Linked DNA regions of Homo sapiens: region 1 is linked to region 2. A link is an interaction called in ENCODE POLR2A ChIA-PET data of the cell type or tissue named here. Cell type or tissue: GM12878. All regions are shown on one strand.

Evidence for each region. ChIA-PET counts read pairs that join two places held together with the same protein. Peaks named below come from ENCODE experiments on the same cell type or tissue, not always from the same donor. Only the 100,000 strongest peaks of a DNase experiment are listed, where the experiment ranks them.
Region 1: POLR2A ChIA-PET joins it to region 2 with 10 read pairs; 2 of 35 experiments call an interaction of 5 or more read pairs at or near these places.

The regions. Positions count from the first base shown.
Region 1 is chr14:91,492,247-91,497,246 of GRCh38, reverse strand. All of the region lies in intron 1 of PPP4R3A (protein phosphatase 4 regulatory subunit 3A), which reads left to right. Among named protein-coding and RNA genes, the nearest start is that of PPP4R3A, 16 kb to the left of the region's middle. RefSeq lists enhancers at 1,548-1,757, 2,239-2,388. In GM12878, no CTCF peak of the experiment used is centred here; DNase peaks (open chromatin) are centred at 1,686 and 2,351; H3K4me3 peaks cover 1,542 bases; H3K27ac peaks cover 1,829 bases.
Region 2 is chr14:91,959,122-91,964,121 of GRCh38, reverse strand. No RefSeq gene overlaps it. Among named protein-coding and RNA genes, the nearest start is that of FBLN5, 14 kb to the right of the region's middle. In GM12878, no CTCF peak of the experiment used is centred here; no DNase peak of the experiment used is centred here.

The DNA.
Region 1 (5,000 bases), 470 kb after region 2:
GAGTGTGTGCTTCAGTTATTGAGTTCCACTAGACATAACTGTTATCAGAAACATGTTGCTCTTAGTTAGAACCTTCTCTGCCTCCCTCTTAATGTTGCTGAGGTCTCCTGCTAAGGATCATCATTTCTCGCCTGTCATCTCTGCTACCATGTTATTTAATAAATTCCTCTCCTAAAGTTGAGCTCTATATCCCCATCCATACCCATACCTTAGTAGGATAGAATTACTGTGCCTAATACTGTAGCTATAGCAACAAAATACAAACAAACTTGTTGGGGGTAAGGATTGTGTTAATTGATATTAACACTGAACTGGATCTGTTATAGTTGATTGGTTTAGTGTTTATAACTTGGCTCAATAAAACCTATTAGGTGATGGAGGGAAACCCAATAGACTAGGAATAAACCTAGTATTGTGTCTTTTATTTATTGTCTTACTGAGCCCTCAAGTTGAAAGACTTTCCGGTGTTCTAGCCTCTATAGCCTACTTATCTCTTTGGGAATATGGTATTGGGGATGAGAGCTGGACTTCCTAGACCAAAACTGTGATATGGCTGAAAAGAGAGTTTCAGGGGATACTTCCCTCTAATATCCTGAATAGACCAGAAAAACATTTCCCAACACTAGAAGCTTCTAGTGTGTCCTGTTTTAGCCAGAACTTTGGAAGGGAGTACGTCAAACCTTTTTTTCCCTCTTTCTTATTATCCTGATCCTGTAAACACTACTAAGAGAGTTTTGAAGAAAATGTAAAAGAGACTGGTACTTGAGAAATAATTGCTATTAGGGATTAGGTGGCTGACAATGTCATACCACTGCACTGCCGTGTTTTTTGTTTTAGTGACTGTAAAAATCAGGCGTGTGTTTCTTGAAAGCACAACTTGAATAACAACCTCAATCCCCTGTGCTATGTGTTTCTGACTTCTTAAACTTAAAAAAACTTTTGAATTGCAGTATAATACATCAAAAAGGTACACAAATCATAAGTATTCAATTTGATGAATTTTCAAAAAATAACCAGCACACCATTGAAAAAACAACATAACCACTACTCTGGAAGCCTACTTCAGGTTCCTCCCCAGTCACTATCCTACCCAGAGAAAACTGCTAGCCTAATGATAGGTTAATTTTGCCACTTTGTGAGCTTTGTGTAAATTGAATTCTATGGTTTATACCTTTGTCTCAGCTGTCTTTTACTCAGGTTTGTAAAATATCTGTTGTGTTTACTCTTTGATTCATATATTAACATTGTTCGTGGTATCCATTGTATGAATATTTATACTTTACAGTTTACCTTTTTGTGTGTGTGTGTGTGTTTTGTTTTGTTTTTTTGAGACTGGGTCTTGCTCTGTTGCCTAGGCTGGAGTGCAGTGGCATGATCTTGGCTCACTGCAACCTGCATTTCCAAGGCTTAGGCAATCCTCCCACCTCTGCCTCCTGAGCAGCTAGGACTACAGGCGTGCGCTGCCACACTTGGCTAATTTTTAAAATTTTTTTATAGAGACAAGGTCTCACTATATTGCCTAGGCTGCACTCCACCTGTTTTTTGTTTTTTTTTTAACAGTATTTACATACTATATAATTCACCAATTCAAAATGTACAATTCATTGTTTTTTAGTATAATCACAGGTTTGCAACCATCACCACAATCTAATTTTAGAACATTTTGTCTCCTCTGAAAAAAATCATGTGCCCATTAGCAATCACTACCCACTTTCACTTCCTCCCAGCCCTAAACAACCACTAATCTATTTTCTGTCTCTAAATTTACCTATCTGGACTGGGAATGTGCCTGTAGTCCCAGCTACTCAGGTGGCTGAGGCAGGAGAATTGCTTGAACCCAGGAGGCAGAGGCTGCAGTGAGCTCAGATCACGCCACTGCACTCCAGCCTGGGCGACAGAGAGACTGTCTAAAAAAAAACATACACACACACACACACACACACATTATGTATCTGGACATGTGGTATTTTATGATGGGCTTCTTTAATTTCATATGTTTTCAAGGTTTATACATATTGTAATGTGTTAGGTTTTCATTACTCTGTGTAGCTGAGTATATGCCACATTGAATTTATCTGTTCATTTTTTGCTGTTGTAAATAACCTTGCTGTGAATATAAATGTACAAGTTTTTGTCTGGGCATGTATTCATTTCTCTTGGATATATACCGAGAAGGGAAATTGCAAGGTAACTGCTTAACTTTTGAAGGAACTGCCAAACTTTTCCAAAATTGATGCCTCATTTTATATTCCCAGAAGCAATGTATGAAGCTTCCCATTTCTCTACAGCCTTGTCACCGCTTGTTATTGTCTTGTCTTTGATTGTAGACATTCTAGTGGGTACTAAATGGTATCTCATTTGTGGTTTTGGTTTTTGTTTTCATTTGAGACAGAGTCTCTGTCGTCCAGGCTGGGGTGCAGTGGTGCAATCCTGGCTCACTGCAACCTCCACCTCCCAGGTTAAAGTGATTCTCCTGCCTCAGCCTCCTGAGTAGCTGGGTTTAAAGACATGCACAACGATGCCCAGCTAATTTTTTGTGTGTCTTTAGTAGAGATGGGGTTTCACCATTTTGGCCAGGCTGGTCTCGAACTCCTGACCTCAAGTGATCCACCTGCCTCAGCCTCCCAAAGTGCTGGTATTATAGGCGTGAGCCACCGTGCCTGGCCCTTATTTGTGGGTTTGATTTGCATTTCCTTAATGACTAATGCTGAGCATCTTCTCATATGCTTACTAGTTTTTTGTATATCCGTTTTGGATAAATTTCTATTCAAATTCATTGCCCACATTTTAATATTGAGTTGTAAGAGTCCTTTATATATTCCGGATACAAGTCCTTTACCAGATATATGCTTTCCAAATCTTTTCTCTCATTCTGTGGGCTTTCTTTTTACTTGATGGTATTGTTTGCAGCACAAACAAATTTTTAATTGTGATGCCCAATTTTTTCTTTTATATAGGTTGTACTTTTGTGCAGTTTTAACTTTTAGAGAAGCGTTTCCTAGTTGGGTCCTATGCCATTAGAGATCTTGCATCTTCTGAAATATAATTTGTTAAAGTAATGCAATTCTTTCACTCTATTTTACTTTTGTAATTTTATGGAGATAGATTGTGTCTGAGAATATGAGTTGTATTTCAAAGTAGGTTTTTGTGTGTCTTTAGTAGAGACGGGGTTTCACCATGTTGGCCAGGCTGGTCTCGAACTGCTGACCTCAAGTGACCCACCTGCCTGCCGAGGCGGGCAGATTATCTGAGGTTGGGAATTCAAGACCAGCCTGACCAACATGGAGAAACCCTGTCTCTACTAAAAATACAAAATTAGCCAGGCATGGTGGCACATGCCCAGCTACTCAGGAGGCTGAGGCAGGACAATCACTTGAACCCAGGAGGCAGAGGTTGTGGTGAGCCGGGATTGCACCATTACATTCCAGCCTGGGCAACAAGAGTGAAACTCCGTCTCAAAAAAAAAAAAAAAAGTAATATTGATCCATAATGTACTTTATATACTTTATGATTTCCGTGGAGAATAATAGAATGCAATTTTTATTCTAGTAATTAAAATAATGAAAGACTACAAAGATAGTTGGAGATTTTTATACCTTTTTTAAATTTTATATTAAAAATATATAGTATGGGGTCTCACCATCCTATATATGAGACCAGGCTAGCCTCAAGCAATCCTCCCATCTCGACCTCCCAAAGTGCTGGGATTACAGGCATGAGCCACTGCACCTTGCCTTTGTTTTTTGAGACAGGATCTCTTATCACCCAGTCTAGAACCCAGTCTAGAGTGTAGTGGCGCAATCATGGCTCACTGTAGTCTTGAGATTCTGGGCTCAGGAGATCCTCCTGCCTGTCTCTTGAGTAGCTAGAATTATAGGCATGCCCTACCTCATCCAGCTAATTTATTTTTTCTTTCTTTTTCTTTTTTTTTTTTGAGGCAGAGTCTCTGTTGACCAGGCTGGATTGCAGTGATGCAATCTCAGCTCACAGCAACCATGCCCGGCTAATTTTTGTATTTTTAGTACAGATGGGGTTTAACCATGTTGGCCAGGCTGGTCTCAAACTCCTGACCTCAAGCGATCTGCCCACCTCAGCCTTCCAAAATGCTGGGATTACAGGCGTGAGCCACCACGCCCAGCCTACTTTTTCTTATTTTTATTTTATTTTATTGTTATTTTATGTTTGCAGAGGCAAGGTCCTGCTTTATTGGCCAAATTGTTCTCAAACTCCTGGCCTCAGGCGATCCTCCCACCTCAGCTTCCCAAAGTGCTGGGTTATAGGTGTGAGCCACCGCACCTGGCCACCTGCTGCTTTTTCTTGTTATGAATGTATCACTAGCACAGCTCTTAATAACCAAAATAAAATCCTGAAAATTGAGCGTAAAGAGAATTGAAGGGGCACTGGAAAATGTGTTTTGATTAATCTGGCAAAAGTTGGATAAAGAGGAAGAAGATTAAAACAGTATTTTCTCCAAAATGTGAGAATGCTTATCTGAGCGTCCTAAGCCAAAACCAGTTTTTGTAAAGAAAAAAAGCCCAAAGAAATGGGGTTTGTGGGGAATACAGGTGGGAAAAAATAATATGGTGAATGTTTAGTTACCTTAAGCACTCAAAGGATAAGAAAGAGATTTTGGATTAATTAGGTCACCTGTCCTAGACATAGTTGGGAGGGTTGGTGTGAAGTGGAAAGCTGTTCATGTGCATAAGACATATACAAATTGAGTTATCATAACTTGGTTAATTTACTGTGTTCGGTATTACTTGGTACTGTTCTGAGCACACAGTAGTGAATGGTCATTAAATCATTAATACTGGACAGCATTCATAAAACAAATGAACTTTGATGTAAAAGCAAACTAAATTTGGAAATGTTAAGAGCACTCTTAGCCATCTAACCACTATTTGGAATGGGTAAAGCAATTGTTAAGTGTAATAGAAGAAATGAAAGCTCCGTATGAGAGACAGTTGCAGAGAAAACTGCTTTTTCTCAAATATTTTGGG
Region 2 (5,000 bases):
ACGTCCCTGAGAGAAAAATGTAAAAATGTTTAAAAAATGGATCACTTAGGGCAAATATTTGAACCTTTAGTTGGTTTGTGTCTTAGCTCCTAAAATGGAATCTTCCTGTATATCAGTCTTTTAGCCTTTCTGGGGTTAAGAGTAATAATTTGCACTGTAGTGATATTTTAACTGTGATAATTTTCAGCTGTGACTATTTTTACAAGAGTAATCTTTTCAGCTCTAACATTCTTTGACTTCATTGAATTATTTTTGACCTTAAAAATTAAATCTCAATGATTTGGAAATATTTGCGAACTTAATATAAGAGTTTGGTAAAGTTGTTTTGTAAGTGTCCATGGACTCTTAAAAAGGTAAGATACATCATTTCTTTCTGTAAAATGTAAGGCACTTAGATGTTGAAGGATATCATCCTGTGAGTTTTCCTCACACGATGAGTCAGTCTCAAGTCCTTGGTAACCCATGTGTAAACGGGAACGTACTGTACTCGAAATGTGTACGTTTCCCAAAGGACAAGTTTCCCACCCCCAGATGGTGAAGGGAGACATGAATTTTTTAAGAATTAGAAAATATATATTTGCTTCTTATTTCCTCTTCATCTGTTTAGATGTATTTTAAAAACTGTGGTATCATCTGTGAGTCAACACATAAATCCCTTTTACCTAAGGATCACTTTACTAAAGGTATGTTCAGACACTCTCGGAGTAAAAAGACGGTGGTGGTGATAAACTTACAAGATCTAATGAGGTAAGTTTTATTTTTGAAAATTTATATGGACTGCTTAGTTTTTGAAATTTTTTGGAATCATTTTAAAGTCTTCTCCCTAAAGCGTTTCCATGCCACATGCACATGTACTCCGAGGGTAGTCTCAGCTGCCTGCATTCAACCTGTACTGCTCTCGTCAGCATTGCGCTCAGCAGCTTGGTAACTCCTGTGTTGAAAAATATGATGACCGTAAAAATCAATTCTTCATAAAATTGCTACTTGAGGAATTAAGACTTTTTTCTGAGTCTTTCCACTTTTTTTCCCCCATTTAGACATCAGCGTTACTTGCTGAAAATAAATTTCACCCCAATGTCTTTTTTTTTTTTTTTTTTTTTTTTTGAGACGGAGTCTGACTCTTTTGCCCAGGCTGGAGTGCAGTGGCGCTATCTCGGCTCACTGCAAGCTCTGCCTCCTGGGCTCAAGAGATTCTCCTGTCTCAGCCTCCAAGTAGCTGGGATTACAGGTGTGCACCACCATGCCTGGCTAATTTTTGTATTTTTAGTAGAGACGGGGTTTCACTATGTTGGCCAGGCTGGTCTCGAACTCCTGACCTCAAGTGATCCGCCCACCTCGGCCTCCCAAAGTTCTGGGATTACAGGCATGAGCCACCGTGCCTGGCCCTGATGTCATTCTTTAATTTGTGTGTATGCATGTGTATGTGTCAAAAGTTTAAAACACATACAAAGGAGACAATTGGATATTAGGAGGGACATCCGGCTATGATGATGTGAAGAGGTCAGCCAATTCTCCTTGCAAGAAACAAGTATAAAACTAAAGTTGTCAAAACCAACCATTTGGGGTCTCTAGAAATTGACCAAAGGCAGAGAAGAAATTGGGTTATTTTTGAAAAGCTTCTAGAGCTTTGGGTGGGAACCTGGAGTCTGTGGCCTTCCTACCTGGGGCTTCTGTCACCCCTCAAACCTCCTGGCTTTTCTAGCCCTGAGCTGGTATGAAAACCAGCAGCTTTGTTGCCTGAGGTGGTGAACAATGGTGGAGGTTAGGTGGTGCAGAACCCATGATGTCAACTAAAAGTGGTGAGCTTGGAAGGAAACAAACGGAGAAAACTCCGTTTTGCTAGCCTGAGATTGCAATTCCAGATAGGACAGGTGGTGGTCAGCAGAAATTTAATGCTGACCTCCTGAAACAGAGAGGCATAGAAGGGCCATGGCTGAGACTTGAGAGCGCCCCATGGGACGGAAAAGCCTAGACAAACATGAGACTGGCCATTGAGTGAGCTGCTTAGCCTACACTCAGATCCACCCGCGGTGCATAGAAGCCCTCCGAGAGGCTCGAGGTGTTTAACTAGCACAGCCTCCTCTGACATTTAGCTATGCAGGAGTGACCCTGGGGAAGCCAGACCAAAAGATAAAAAGACTGTAAAACAGACTGTAAAAAAGACTGTAAGCAGAGACATCAGCAGCTACATTCTCTTGTGTGGGAGACAGATTCTGCAGTTACATTCAATCAAGCTTTAAAAAAAAAAACCATGAAACTATGTCAGAATCAATACTTGCTAAATCGTCTAGTTTTCAATCAGAAATTATGAGCAAGACAAGAAAGTGAGGCCCATACTCAGGAAACAAGCAGTCCAAAGAAACTGTGTGGGCCTAGAAGTTGGATTTAACCCATAAAAACTTCAAAGCAGCAACTGTAAATATGAAGTATTAAAGGAACATATGTCTAAAGAACACAGAGTAAGACATTAACACTAACGTACTCATTCCCTAGCTTTATCAAATCAGGATGCCATATTTTCAACCAAACAGGATGCCATATTTTCTAAAGAATTTAAAAAATACTTTTGTTTAAAACTTTGAACACAGACATGAAAGTAGAGTGAGTAACATAGTGATTCCGTGTACTCATCACCAGCCTCAACAATTATCCATTCAAGCTTATCAACTCTCTTTTTTTTTTTTTTTTTTTTTGAGATGGAGTTTCGCTCTTGTTGCCCAGGCTGGAGTGCAATGGCATGATCTCGGCTCACTGCAACCTCCGCCTCCTGGGTTCAAGCGATTCTCCTGTCTCAGCCTCCCGAGTAGCAGGGATTACAGGCATGCACCACCACACCCAGCTAATTTTGTATTTTTAGTAGAGACAGGGTTTCTCTGTGTTGGTCAGGCTGGTTGCCAACTCCCGACTTCAGGTGATCTGCCCACCTCAGCCTCCCAAAGTGCTGGGATTACAGGCGTGAGCCACCATGCCTGGCCCCAAGCTTATCAACTCTTATTTCATCTTGGGTCCCTACCTACTTCCTTTTTTAAAATTTTGAAAGGATTTTTACATAACATCTTAAAACTATCATAAGGAGCAAATAAATAAGGAGTAACAAATCTTGTTATTCTTTTTAGGACAATGTAGATGATCAAATGATGTCTGTCTCTCCTGTCCTGAACTCTTAGGAATGTTTTTGGGTTTGTTTTGGGTTTGGTTTGTTTTTCAGGAGTGTAGCCATTTTATTCAACTATTCCTTTCCAGTTGGACCTTCAGTTTGGTTTAAGATTTTGACAGTATAAATAAAGCTAAAATAAACATTTTGTATATATTAAAAACCATACCTGTGAGACTAGTATTATGATCCCATTTCACAAAGGAGGAAAGAAGTTACCCATAACCAAATTGTCAGAGCTACTGTTGTTTCTACAGCAGACTGTAAAACATGCCCCCCTAGGTTATTAAAGCACTAATGTATCAGTCTATCTAGGTGTTTGGTGACATTTGTCAAAAACAAAAATTTTGTTTTGATCATTAGTGATATGAGTTGTTGCTCCTGAGAAAAATTAGCCAAAGGGTCGATTACTTCCCCAACAGCCCCTTAAAAATGATCGTGGGACCGTGCTGTTGGAAGGAGGTTACATGTTCAGCTCGTGTGTGTGTGTGTGTGTGTAGATCACAATTATTTATTATAAAATTAATTTGAAATTTGATCTAGGAAAACAGAATTCCTCTACAGTCTAATTCTTGAGATATGCCGGATAAACGACGCTCTGCACCAGGGGTGTCCAATCTTTAGGCTTCCCTGGGCCACACTGGAAGAAGAATTGTCTTGGACCACACATAAAATACACTAACGATAGCTGATGAGCTAAAAAAAAAAAAAATCCCAAAAAAAACATAATATTTTAAGAAAGTTTACGAATGTGTGTTGGGCCACACTCAGAGCCATCCTGGGTCACATGCCAGGAATCAGACAAGCTTGCTCTACACTGTTCATGTGATTTATATTTAATAACGTGCTTAAATATTATCCTATAGTGATAATACTTGCTGAAGTAATTTCATTAGGATATAACATCTACCAGGAAAAATCAGTCTTTATTCAGCAGATATTACTGAGTACTCGTCAGGCCGTGCACATAGTTATAATGGTGAAGAGGACTGTCAGTGCTTTTGAGGAATTCACTGTTTACTGAAAGAGACACAGCATTATAAAATGTGTTATAAAATGGAGGCAGAGTCAAGACACCATGGGAAAAAATTGGGAGGTCCAATTTTGGAGGTCTCTAATAATCTCATAGAGGAGGTGCCATTTGATCTGTCTTCTTAAATGTTGGAAAATACTAGGCTAAAAGAGTCTAGAGGGACCCATGCTAGCATCATCTGTATAGCATGGCTTAAAAACTGTTTATGTCTAAGAAATTAAAAACCAGAAAAAGGCTGGGCACGGTGACTTACGCCTATAATCTCAGCACTTTGGGAGGCTGAGGTAGGTGGATCACTTGAGGTCAGGAGCTCGAGACTAGCCTGGCTAACATGGTAAAACCCCGTCTCTACTAAAAATACAAAAATTAGCCAGGTGCGGTGGTGCATGCCTATAATCCCAGCTACTTGGGAGGCTGAGGCAGGAGAATCATTTGAACCTGGGAGGTGGAGATTGCAGTGAGCTGAGATCGCGCCACTGCACTCCAGCCTGGAGGACAGAGTAAGATGCGGTCTCAAAAAAAAAAAAAAAAAGGCAAAAGAAATGAAGCTGTTATTACTAAAGTGTAAGGGAGAACAAAATAGAATATTAATAATGAAATAGCTAACAAAACTGACAAACCTAGACGCACAGCTTACTGAAAAAAAAAGCACGGTCTGTTAGTCTGTATATATGTAAGTCAAACGGAAAAAGAAGACAGGCATGGTGGTGTGCACCAGTAGTTCCAGCTACTCAGGAGGCTGAGGCAGGATGACTTGAGGCCAGAAGTTCAAGACTACCGTAGTGCACTATGATGGCACCTCTGAATAGCCAC